4 separate regions of the Homo sapiens genome follow, and all the other regions are linked to region 1. Evidence: chromatin contacts called from ENCODE Hi-C or POLR2A ChIA-PET data. All regions are on one chromosome and are shown on one strand. The core of a region is the stretch at or near the end of the contact, and the rest is flanking DNA. Distances in the headings are between cores, read along the strand shown.

Region 1 (2,808 bases), core at 213-2,712:
ACTGCTTTGGGAAATTAACTCACAGTGTCAGTATCCCTGCTACCACTGCCATGAGGGAGGTTAGGCCTATCCTCCCCACATCAGAGACAAGGAAACTGAGGCTCAGAAAAGTGACCTGGTGAATCATGTGCAGTTAAAAAGTGGCAGGGACTGAGTCTGGATGCCTAGGGCTTGCCTTACAGTCAGCTGCCTGTTAGAACCAACTCTCTGTGACCCCGGGCCTCAGTTTCCCGATCTGTAAAGCCTAGGTTGTCTCTCTGTTCCCTTCCCGTTCACATGTTCTCTAAGTCTCCAGCCTGTGCCTTCTCCCAGCTGCATTCAGGTAGGCAACAAGTGGTATTGGAGCTATAGGCACAGCCGCAGGCTCCTGTGCAGGAGTTTACCCATGACCTTCTGGGCTCCGGGCCAGCCCTTCTTGTAAGGGAAACGTGCAGACCCTGGGGACAGAAATCAGTTCCCTTATGCTGGAACTGCTGCCACTGCCAACATCACCAACTAAAGAAACTGCGTGCGTGTGTGTGTGTGTGTGTGTGTGTGTGTGTGTGTGTGTATTGGGGGAAACACACAAAACACTGGGATAATAGCAAAAGGGAGACTGTGAGTAAATATTACATGCTCTCAACCCTTACTTCAGCCACCTGAGGACAGGGAGTGAGGAAGCTAGGGGTTTTTCCTTTACAGACCATAAGATTTCATATATATATATTATATATTATATATATTTTATATATAATATATATTATATATATTTTATATAATATATATTATATATTTTATATATAATATATATTATATATAATATATATTTTATATATTATATATAATATATATTATATATATTTTATATATATATTTTATATACATTTTATATATATTGTATATATATGTAAAACCTTAATTAAACTTTAACTAGCATCACCAAAGACATAAGACCCTTTGCAAATATTTTACACAACATTGGGTTTGGGGTGTGTGTGCCTGTTAGCTCAAACATGTATTCCCAACTATTTGTTTTCCATGCAGTTTTGGAATTTAAAGAGTTCCCTTCTCATTACCTTTTGGGAAGTTTCCGCGAACAGATGGGAAGGGGAACAAGAAAAAGTAAGAATCTGGGTAAATACAAACAGCTTTCCACTCACCTTTTTAACTCCTGGGTTGAGGTCCTTAGCCACCTTTGCCATCCTCTTCTGGGGTGGGGGAACAGCGCCTGGCTTCTCAGGCAGAGGCGCGAGGGCGCGCAGCGGGGACAGCGGCGGCTGAATGGCCAAGTTCGCGGGCCTGGGAGGGAGCTCTGTGCGCAGCCAGGCGCAGCTGGGCCGCTTTAATTGGAGAGCGGGACTCCCTCTAAAACCTCGCCAGCCACTCCGCGCCGGCGCTCGCGCGAGGCCAGCCAATCCCAGCGCGAGGCTGTCCCCCTCCCTCAGGGAGGTCTCTGCACTGTGGCAGCGAGCGGAGCTGAGCGCCGGCTGCCCTGACGTCAGCATGGCCGCGGCCCCTGACTACCCAGCTCCCTTCTATCCCTCGAGCGGCAGGAATCCGTCCCCACGCCCTTTTCCTTTAAAGGGCAACGGGCCGAAGGTGGGGCGGGCGGCGCGGCTCCCGCGATCCATTCAGGTCAAAAGGGAGAGTGATCAAACAGGAGAGCCGAGGTATTTTTAGTGAGCTGGATCCAGAAATAAATGCTGAGCTGTGCTCCCCTTCCCACCCTTTCTGCCTGGTCGTAGGGGGCGCGGGGAGGGCTGAGGGAGGAGGTGTTTTGCAGGAGCTGGCTAACGTTTCCCAAACCTGGGCGAGTTCTCCAATATCCAGAGAGGAGAAAAGATTCCAGCGAGTTATGATTTTTTTAAACTTAACGTTCGTAAAGTATTAAACTGCTTTCTTATAACTTGCTTTAACATAAATCCTTCTTATTCCATGAGCAAGAAATCACTGTCCTGATCTTAGAGATGCTCCTGTGGACATACTGTCTTGTTGTATGCTCATATTATCTCAGATATTATTATTATTATGACTGTAAGACGATAGATGAGGAAATAATCAGAATAACTGGTCCACAGCTGAATTACTGAGCAAGGCTTTAACCTGAGAGACTGAGAGTAATAGAGAGAAAGCTCATGGGGGCGTGGCGGGGGGGGGGAGGGAGGCGGCGGGCACAGGATTGTAAACTATAAACTAGGAAGTTAGTAATTTTTAGATAAATGGGGTCATGCAGGCCTGGACAAACAAGATTCCATCTGAGTTCACAAATCCATGGAATGTGGAGTCCTTGCAACGCATAACATAACTACTCTTATAAGACAGAATTGGCCAGGTTCCTCTCTCTATGCCACGTTGTTTGCCTATAAAGCCACATCTCTCTGCTGAGCCGGTTCCACAGACTTGGATTCCAGAGGCATTTCCCCCCTGCCCTGACAGAGGATTAAACACAAGCCCTTTTTATCCTAGAGAGAATACTGCTGTCTCTGTTGTGAGGTGTTCGGCCTGTAACCCGTCTTTGCAGTGCCCCCTGCCAGAAAAACCAGGGTCCCGTGGGCTAAAATAAAACTCGGTTGCACAGAGACTGAAGAGTGGTCCCGAAGTACACCATTCGGGAGGGATTTGGTGAGAAGGGGAGGCTGCAGTTCCCACTGTGGGGCTGTCTCTTGCTGGAGGCTTTTTCCTCTTGAAAGCCTCCTCCAATTTAGTTCTTATCATCATCTCCAGTCATCCCAAATCTCAGCCAGGGATCCTGAATTGTGACTTTTTATTACATATTCCTGGAAAGGGCTTTTTGTGGCTTATCTTTTCCAAGATGAGGGATGACCTATT
Region 2 (3,016 bases), core at 409-2,908, 4.0 Mb after region 1:
AACTCACTTCCCTTTTTAAAGTTCTAATTCTTTCAACTTGCAGCAACCACTTTCATTTCTTGCAATCCAACCTACTCTGATTAAGCACACGTTCAAAATTAGAAAAGAGTGACTATTTCTTGAAGGAGAGAGGCAGTTAATACTGCTTACACATTTTGGCATATGAAATGCACTGTATCCTTCAGAATTTAAATCATCAGCATGCTTTTCAGACCGGCAATGGGCCGCCGTTTTATTGCTCCATTTAATGGCCTTTTCCCCTCCTCTCTCATAAACTTTCAGGCTCCTTCAATTCTCAGCTACTTCCAAGAAACGGACTGTCCACTGGACCTCTGCTCCCAAAAGCCCTCACCAAAGGCAGAGGCAAATTTTGAAGACTGAGCCACGGAGTTTCTTTTTCTTTCTTACTCCCCACCTCCTTGGCGGTTTAGATAGAACTTAAAATAGGCTTAGGACAAAAACTCATTATTGACTACAGCACTCAGGCTTCCACACTCACCTGACCTGGGTCAGGCACTCTGTTGCCAAAGCAAGCCCAGCGAGGGGTGCAAATCCTGCTCCTCTGTAGTCAGCTCCTAAATATTTAGAAAGAAAGAAGACTGAGTACCAGACCGCGGAAGATGAGCTCTAACAGAAATGCTCCAAATTACAAGTTTCCACCTTCTTTAGCCTCCTTCACTGGGGACAGCCCCCCCGCCCCCAAACTTGGTAGGCAGGTTGGTGGGATCGCTTGGGCGAAGATTCCAGGTAACTACGCTTACTTATTTCCAGGATGTAACTGACAATTGAGACTAGGCACGCACAAACTTCGAACGTGCGGGAGGCTGGAACTAAGGGAAGTGTTTGGCAGATCCCAAAGCACTTGTTTCCCGGCGAGAAGGCCAAGTATCCGAAGCCCGCATCCTCATTGGACATGAGCTTCGTCCACACTTCATCCCTCACCGCTTCTCCGGTTTTCTTCCGTTTTTAAAAACCCTCCCCACGGGGGGCCCCTACACATGCATTATTCTCCCAACCACGGAGCGCAAGAGAGGGATACATTTTTAGAAAGATTATTTCCTTGAGCAGACTCACATATGACACCCCCACAACCTCTCTTCAAAAAAAAAAAAAAAAAAAGAACTATTTCCTGCAGCTGCAGCAACAGTTTCCAACTTGGGGGAATGCCACATCAGACCAGAATGGGGAGCCCCCAAAGCCACGCACTAGAGTAGAGGATATTTGTTTTTTAAGCTTCAAATGAGCTCCCCCCAAAACAACTGCCCGCAGTAAAGGAACCCCCAAATGCATGCCAAGTGCATGCACATCCATCAAGATCTCCCCGAGAGCGGGGCAAAAACTTCTGCGCCCGGGGAGCCAGTGCCAACTCCCCGCGCCCTCTGCCCGGCCCCAGCCGCTACCTTGGTGCCCGGGGAGCCACGCCGGTTTGGGGGAGCAGGGCGAGGAGAGGGGTTAGCAGCCGCTGGGTAATCCCATGTCCGCGAAGAGGGAGCTCGTTCCGTTAGGATGGAAGCGGAACACCCACACCTCCTCTCGGCGTGCGCTTTCTCTCTCTCCACCCCCTGCCTCCTCCTCCACCACCACCTCCTCCTCCTCCTCTCCTCCCACCCCAGCGAGCTTGAGGAAACGCTTCAGCAGCACATCCACATGGTTACTGCACTTTAAAGCGGCTCCGGGTGGCTTATATAGGCCGGGAAGCTCCCTGGGCAATGTAGTCCAAGTAGCGGGTCGTGGCGGCGCCTGAGGCTGCGGGGAGGGACTACAAGTCCCAGAATCCCCTGGGCGCCCGGGCTGGGCCCTAAATAGACGCGTGCGGGGACAGGGGAGGGGCGTCCTGCGAGGCTTTCAGGCTGCTGAGCCTGTTCCTTGGCTGGGGTCGGTAGGGCTTGGAGCCAGCCGTTCAAAGTCACCCCTGGGAAGCGCCCGCAACCCTTGGGGACGCCTCTCCTCCGGCTGCCCCCCTTCCCTGGAATCCAGGTGTCACTGGGGCCGGGGAGGGGCTAGGAGCTCGGATTTCTGCTTTGGGAAGTTTTTACAAGCCCACCCTCCCCCTGCCTTGGTTCCCCGAGCCAAGAATTTCAGAAATCCGGGGCACAAAAACGCCAGTGTTTGCGGTCAAGGATTAAAGGCGCGAGGTGTCTTTATTTAATCTGCTCCGCCCTGCTCGGGTTTGCACGAGAAACCAAGCCTGGGAGCGACGGTCCACGCAAGCGGAGACACAGGCAAGTCGCGTGAGAGCACTTTTCTGAGCCCGAGTTGCTTGTCTTTTATCGCCCGTGAGGAGGTAAAGAAAGGCAGACCTCTCCGGTGCACAAATAAAGGAGCCGTGTTGTGACTTGCCGGCTCTGAGATTGGGAGGCAGAAAATAAATACAAACCGCGACCTCAGTCCTGACCGTACCTCTAGCAGCCCCTCTGCTCCTGGGAGCTGTAAATGCTTAAGTAAATAAACCGCAAACCAGAAAAATAAGGGCTTAGGAAAGAGCCGCTCACACAGAGATGCGCATCCAGGCGGGGCGCTCTCCAAGAGCTCCGAATGGGGCAAGGTGGGTTTCACCCGCTGCCAAGTAATGCCTGGGCTCCCGGGCTACACGCTGCTTAGGGCTCCGGCTTTTGCAAGGAGGGGAAGAGCTAAGCCCGGAGGCAGTCAGCCGACTGCCCTGTCTTGCCTCAAATGACGTATATTCATTCCTCAAACGTTTCCTGAGTGTTTACTAGGTGCCAGGCGCTGGGGCATAGTGGTGAGCCAAACGCATTATAGCATCCCAGACAGGCACTTCCTGACGCCGCCTAAAGATCTGTTATAACAATAGTAATAATAATGATAATAATCAATGGGGAGGCTGATTTTATTGAGCCCAGACCACATGCAGTTTTCATGCGTCATGCTATTGAGTTTTACCAACTGTAGGTATATTTATTATATCTATTTGGCAGGTGCACAATCCAGGGCTCAGAGAAATCAGGTAACTTCCCAAATGACCCCTCGAGTTAAGTGGTACAGCCTGGACTCCCGT
Region 3 (2,887 bases), core at 64-2,563, 3.5 Mb after region 1:
TCAATGTCAACAGCCCAAGGGAGACAGCTCTGTGGAGCAGGACCAGCCCAGCTATAAAGATCTGTCACTTGGCCTGGCCCAGTGGCTCATGCCTGTAATCCCAACACTTTGGGAGGCCGAGGCAGGTGGATCACTTGAGGCCATGAGTTTGAGACCAGCCTGACCAACATGGCGAAACCCTGTCTCTACTAAAAATACAACAATTAGCTTGGCGTGGTGGCACACGTCTGTAATCCCAGCTACTCAGGAGGCTGAGGCAGGAGAATTGCATGAACCCAGGAGGTAGAGGTTGCAGTGAGCCGAGATCACGCCACTGCACTCCAGCCTGGGTGACAGAGCAAGACTCCATCTCAAAAAAAAAAAAAAAAAAATCTGTCAACACACTATTTCCACCATCAACACCCTTCCTTTAGCTGTAAGACCTGAGAGGGCAGTATCCCACAGCATACCCAGCAATTGACATGCAGGCTGGTATGCAGCAGGTGCTCAATAACTGAACAAGTTAACATGCATTTAACTCTCCCTGCTGCCACAGACCAGCTGTGTGACCCTGGTCAACTTCCTTAACTTGTCTGAGCTACTACTTCCTCTATCAGGACACGGGAGAGTGCCAGTGAAAACACAGACTGTTGCCTTCCCACCTTTGTGAGATAAGAAAGCAGGAGCATCGAGTCCATAGTTGTCATCAAAATATGGTGGGGGTGGAATGGAGGAGCTACTTTCCCTTTCCAAAAGTCTGCAGCTTCTGTTGCTGCTAGTTCCAAGGGTGTGGTACAGATGTTACTTTTTAGGAAGATGGTGTGGGGATGTGGTTAAGAGCCCATGATCTGGGGGCTGAGTACCTGGGTTCAAATGCTGCCTCCTCCACCCATCACTACCTGGTGGCCACCGGCAAGCCACTTCATCTCGCTGAACTTGTTTTCCCATGTGTAAAACAGAGTTGTCAGGAGGCTTACGTGAGATAAATCCCACATCCCTGGCACATAATAGATGCTCCATGCACCTTAGCCATGATCACCAATTTCCACCTCCCAACACTGTGAGGGAGATGACTCTCCCCAGGGTGCAAAAGAGGAAACCAGGGCTGGCCAGGTGGAGAGGCCCTCTCCTGACAGCAGAACCAGAACCAGACACCCTTCTCCCACCCAGGCCCACCACAGCTGCCAAACATGAGGTGATGGGACAGCCCTCGTGGCCTCCACCCACCGCCCTGGTGGAGAAGTGAAACATGAACCCACCAGTGCAAGACAGAGGAAGAGGCACCAGCGAAGGTAAGAAGAGTCGGGTGGCCCTGAATTTTGTCAAAGGGACAGTCCAGGACAAGGTCAAGTCCGGGGTGGCAAGAGGGTGGAGGCGGTGGGAGGATAGTATGACAAGAGGGGTATGGGGGTTGAGTCGGCCGGCGGCCCGGGGTGAAAAGCTGGTCCCGAGAATGAGGAAGGAAGCCTTTTTATCAGTGTTAACAAGAACAGAGAGGGAAGTTCTTTGCATCTGGCCAGATACCTCAGCTGTGACCTCCTGTCTCTAAGGAGGGGGTCCCTGCAAGTTTTGCTTTCAAAAGTCTCTTGGGAGAAAACACAAGTCCCTGATTCTTAGAAGCTGCCTTCGTCTTAACTTAAGAAATCCCTCAGTGGCTTTTTGGTTAGCACGACAGGGTTAGCCTTTCTGACTGGTGGGCTTCCAGCCTCTAAGGATAGCTGGGTTTCCCTTGCTTTCGCCTACCCATTTGCAGGCAAGAAAACTGAAGCTGGACGCTGGCCTCCAGTCCTGTCTTTGCCATTAGCAGCCCTGGGATCTTAGTGCCTTCACCAGCCGAGCTTCAGTTTTTCCACCTGTAAAATGGAGGGTTGAGGCCACATCTTCCTTTTAGTCCTTCCTCTTCCCTTCCCTCCAGAGCAAGTGGTGTGGAATTCTAAGGCAAAAGTCACCCTGATTGAATGGTGTAGATTAGTCAAGAACCCAGCACTGAGGTCAGCCTCTGGAAGCAATTTAAGATGACCCAAGGATTTGAGATTCCAACCTCCTGCATGCAAGCAGAAGTGCTTCCTCCTACATAGGGCTGCCCTCCTTCCTGAGCAACTGGGCTGATTTGTGGAAGAAACAGCTGTGCTTTCTGGTGAGCTCCAATGCCAAACATGTAGGCCTTGGATCAGGCAGGATGTTCCATCAGCAGTCATTGTTCACACCTGTGCTGTATGGGCCAGGCATCGAGCCAATAGTAACACCTCCTTTCACCCCACAACAACCCTGTACCAAGCACACACCCATTTTATACCTGAGGAAGCTGAGGCTTGGAGAGGCACCGCGCCCAGGGTCATGTAACCACAGGTGACAAAATGAAGATGCAAATGCAACCTGAGTGATTCCTTTTGATGGAGCCACACCATTTAAATCAATGCTGGGTGATTGGATTATATGTAATTTTTTTAAATTAAAAACATTTTTTTGCCAGACACAGTTGCTCATGCCTGTAATCCCAGCACTTTGGGAGGCCGAGGCGAAGTGGATCACTTGAGGTCAAGAGTCCGAGACCAGCCTGGCCAATACAGTAAAACCCCGTCTCTACTGAAAATACAAAAAATTACCTGGGTATGGTGGTGGGCAACTGTAATCCCAGCGACTTGGGAGGCTGAGGCAGGAGAATCACTTTAACCTGGGAGGCAGAGGTTGCAGTGAGCTGAGATCGCACCACTGCACTCCAGCCTGGGCAACAGAGTGAGATTCTGTCTCAAAAAAACCCAAAAAACAAAACAAACAAAAACATTTGTTTCCCTATAATGAATAGGATTGCTTGTGTTTTAAAAGGGAGTAACCCAATCACAGCACTTGCAGATAACATTATATGTTGCCTGGAATCTGATTTAAACTATTCCACGGGGTGGGGGGT
Region 4 (2,833 bases), core at 93-2,592, 3.5 Mb after region 1:
ACAACAACAACAAAAAAGGTGGGGGGAGTGGTAGAGGGGAAGGGGTAAATAAAATGTGTGTGTTTCTTGGCGTGTTCCTTTAAGTGAGAAAAACTAGGGAATCCTGAAAATCACCAGAAGTTAAACTCCTGAAAAGGAAGGCCAGTTGGTGTTGGAGCCAACTTGGAGAGGTCCAAGTGGTTCTCGCCTCATTTGCATGAGTCAGCCAGAAAACGCCAGGACTGTGGAGGAGGACCCCACCGCAGAGCCACCCGCCAGCTCTGATCCGCCAGTCTGGTCTGCAGTTCCCCGCGGAACCTGCAGGCGGCGAGTGACCCGCCCGCCCTCTGGGCAAAGGACTGGGTTGGAAAGGGGCCAGCTTCTCACTTACTGTAAGTTTGAGATGTTCGGGTAGGAGATCCTTCAGCTGGGCGATGCACTCGTTAATCCGGTCACGTCTCTTTTTCTCGATGAGCCGGTGCGGCAATTTGTAGGTCTCCTGCAAGACGCACGGGGAGGCGGTGGGCGCTTGGGGAAGGAGATGAGAAGCCTATCCTCCCAGCCCCGCAGCAACAGTCCGGCAGAGGAGCAGAGTAGCAGAGTAGCACCCAGAACCATCGTCTGCCCTTTCTTTTCCAAGTCACTCAGAAGAGGCACCGAGCCCACACCCTGCATCCCCTCGCCAACCTCAAAGCGAGAAAACTTTTCTTGGAAACTCAGCGCGCGCGAGGGGCTGAGCGCAGGGTCCCTAGGGGTGCACTTGCTTACCTTGCTGTCCTCGCTCCGCTTTATTCCCCGTCTTGACTTGTACACTTGGTACATGTGGGCAGGGTACATCCTGCAGGAAGAGAGACCAGGAAGGGTCGTGACTGCTTGCGCACGGCTGCAGGCGTTCTGCCGGGCAAGAACCTCCCGGTGCGCCCGGAGCTGCTCCAAGTTGAGAGTGGCGCATAACATGGGGCTGCAGTTGAGGCTTGAAGGGCCAAGGAGTGCCAACTTACCCTGGTAGGTCTCCGTGCTCCAGTCCCGGTGCTTTGGGCAGGCAGGCGGGGGGTGGTTGCGCGCTGGGGATCCGCTCCATGGCGCGGCGAGCCGGGGCCACTGCGCGCTCCTGTCTGCACTAGCGGAGCGTCTGGATGAGGACTGCCCTGGAGAGGGCTTCGGGGGTCTCTCCGCAGATGTTCCTCTGAGTCTGAGCTCTTTGAAATCCCCTGGGCTGCTGGAATCTTCGGCTTTGAGATGCAGCTTCAGTTGGGGGCGTGCATGGCCCGGTGTCCCCGCGGCCTCTGGCTCCGACTCAGCGCACAGACTGGCGGTGTGTGCTCCCTGCGCGGTCTGTCTGCGCCGTGCGAGCCAAGTGAATGAGAAGTGGGGCGGGCGGGGAGGCGGGAGGGAGCGGGTGAGGGGGGGGCGGTTAGGGCGGAGTGGGGGGGTGGGGGGGCAAGCCGAGGAGTAATGGAGAGGCTGCGGGCTGGGTTAAATGGGAGCGAGTGGGTGGGTTGGAGCTACGTGTTCTACCCTGTGACTCCAGGCACGTCTGGCCACTGCCGGGGAGGGAAGGAGCGACCTGCCCGCCCTCCCCCGGCTTCATCACATGAGTCTCACGTGTTGGACAACGCTCCGGCGGCTGCTAGGGAGCCCCCACCCCCAGCCCCGGCCCCCAGGTGTCTGCGGCTGCGGCCGCCTTTCCCCGAAGAGGGGGTGGCAGCACGACCTGGGTCCTGCCCAGTTGGGTGGGGGGCGCGGAAGCTGGAAGGGACGGGGGTGCTGGGGGAGGGGGAGAAGTTGGTAACGTGGGCGAACCTGCCCCAGGGAAATGAAGTAAGTTCCCGTCTCCTGGGAGGGAACGGGGGAGGACGGATCCGCCCGCGTCTGACTCAAGCCGGGAGAGGAATATCCCCTTGCTAGCTCCAGCCCAGCCCTCTTCCTCCTCCCCCGCCCGGCCCGCTTGGAGGAACCGGCGCGCTGCGGAGGGAGTCGCCCGGCCCCCCAGCCTTCCCCAGAGGCTGGGGTTTCTTTCCGTCCTGGCTTCCCTGCCCCCACTGCTCACCCTCGCGTCCAGGAATTGCCCGCCTTGGGGAGGGACCGAGGGGCGGGGCGGATGTCACCCCATGGGAAGCGGGCCGACGGCCAAGCGCAGGGGCAGCTGAGGCTGCCGCCGAGCACGCCGCGCGCACCTGACCGTGGAGGGTGTGAGCCGAGGGCCCCTCGCTCCCAGGAGCTCCGCTCCTGGGCACAACCTGCGGGCGGGCGGGCACCCGGTTGCGCAGCCCCCTGGGTGCCCCAGTGTCACCCCCTTCCTCCCGGCCAGTCAAGCGCAGAAAGATACCGGGCGCTGTGCCCGGCGCTCCCTCCCTCCTCTGCCCCCTCCGGAGCAGAGGCGCCCCGGTCGCCTCCCCTCCGGCTGCAGCGTTACACAACCGCGGCGGCGGCGCCTGCCCTGCAGCAGCGCAGGGCGTGACGCTTCACGTGGCCGGGCTCAGGTCGTAGCACCGCGGACCGCGAGCCTCTCTGCGTTGACCCAGGGACTGAGACCCCGGGGACGTGGCGTGCCAGCCCGGATCGGCCCTCTCCCTGCCTGTTGGGAAGTTCGGCGGCGCTGTTCGCGGTCTGCACCCAGGGCAGGAGGGATGAGAGAGACAAGAAAAAAAAACCGCCTGTTACAGGGAAATCTTAGCAATCATGCGGTCGACACGTATTTCTTGAGCCCCCTGCTCTGCACTAGGCGCTGCACTAGTTGATGAATCCGACACGGATCCTGCCCTTGAACTTGCAGAACCTCTAGGAAGAGGTTAAATTGAGCAATAAAGGAAAGGCAGCCCTGGGAAAATTGTATCGAGGCCACTGGCTGACA

Evidence for each region. Hi-C counts contacts between places; a loop is a spot of excess contacts on that map. ChIA-PET counts read pairs that join two places held with the same protein, here RNA polymerase II (POLR2A). Pooled maps may share reads with other maps.
Region 2: a loop to region 1 is called in a pooled map, with 18 times the contacts of the local background. The contact joins the promoter of ITPR1 here to the promoter of LMCD1-AS1 in region 1. A Hi-C loop is called at or near these places in 3 of 37 single-sample maps with no recorded cell type and 7 of 50 pooled maps. POLR2A ChIA-PET finds 5 or more read pairs at or near these places in 1 of 52 experiments (SK-N-SH).
Region 3: a loop to region 1 is called in a pooled map, with 4 times the contacts of the local background. The contact joins the enhancer-like site here to the promoter of LMCD1-AS1 in region 1. A Hi-C loop is called at or near these places in 2 of 50 pooled maps. POLR2A ChIA-PET finds 5 or more read pairs at or near these places in 2 of 52 experiments (A549 and GM12878).
Region 4: a pooled map shows a loop between it and region 1 (6-fold over the local background). The contact joins the promoter of BHLHE40 here to the promoter of LMCD1-AS1 in region 1. A Hi-C loop is called at or near these places in 1 of 37 single-sample maps with no recorded cell type and 7 of 50 pooled maps. POLR2A ChIA-PET finds 5 or more read pairs at or near these places in 2 of 52 experiments (PC-3 and Panc1).

What each region holds. Positions count from the first base shown.
Region 1 is chr3:8,500,312-8,503,119 of GRCh38, reverse strand. LMCD1-AS1 (LMCD1 antisense RNA 1) reads left to right here and starts at 1,462. Exons shown (of 4, transcript NR_033378.1): 1 at 1,462-1,649. LMCD1 (LIM and cysteine rich domains 1) reads right to left here and starts at 1,297. Exons shown (of 6, transcript NM_014583.4): 1 at 1,140-1,297. The coding sequence starts at 1,181. RefSeq lists an enhancer at 2,776-2,808.
Region 2 is chr3:4,491,990-4,495,005 of GRCh38, reverse strand. It overlaps ITPR1 (inositol 1,4,5-trisphosphate receptor type 1), which reads right to left and starts at 1,658. Exons shown (of 62, transcript NM_001378452.1): 1 at 1,401-1,658; 2 at 500-575. It overlaps ITPR1-DT (ITPR1 divergent transcript), which reads left to right and starts at 1,843. Exons shown (of 2, transcript NR_108075.1): 1 at 1,843-2,222. RefSeq lists silencers at 1-21, 1,320-1,589.
Region 3 is chr3:5,010,277-5,013,163 of GRCh38, reverse strand. No RefSeq gene overlaps it. Among named protein-coding and RNA genes, the nearest start is that of BHLHE40-AS1, 32 kb to the right of the region's middle. RefSeq lists enhancers at 1-537, 637-706 and a silencer at 2,287-2,346. Within about 2 kb of position 1,313, at least 10 of the 41 ENCODE cell types and tissues checked have a DNase peak (open chromatin) inside an H3K27ac peak, as active enhancers do; they include GM12878, where a contact is called at or near this core.
Region 4 is chr3:4,977,946-4,980,778 of GRCh38, reverse strand. BHLHE40 (basic helix-loop-helix family member e40) reads right to left here and starts at 1,342. Exons shown (of 5, transcript NM_003670.3): 1 at 981-1,342; 2 at 748-817; 3 at 371-478. The coding sequence starts at 1,060. BHLHE40-AS1 (BHLHE40 antisense RNA 1) reads left to right here and starts at 818. Exons shown (of 3, transcript NR_125916.1): 1 at 818-984. RefSeq lists enhancers at 359-953, 1,061-1,210, 2,511-2,630, 2,761-2,810 and silencers at 1,361-1,420, 1,631-2,400.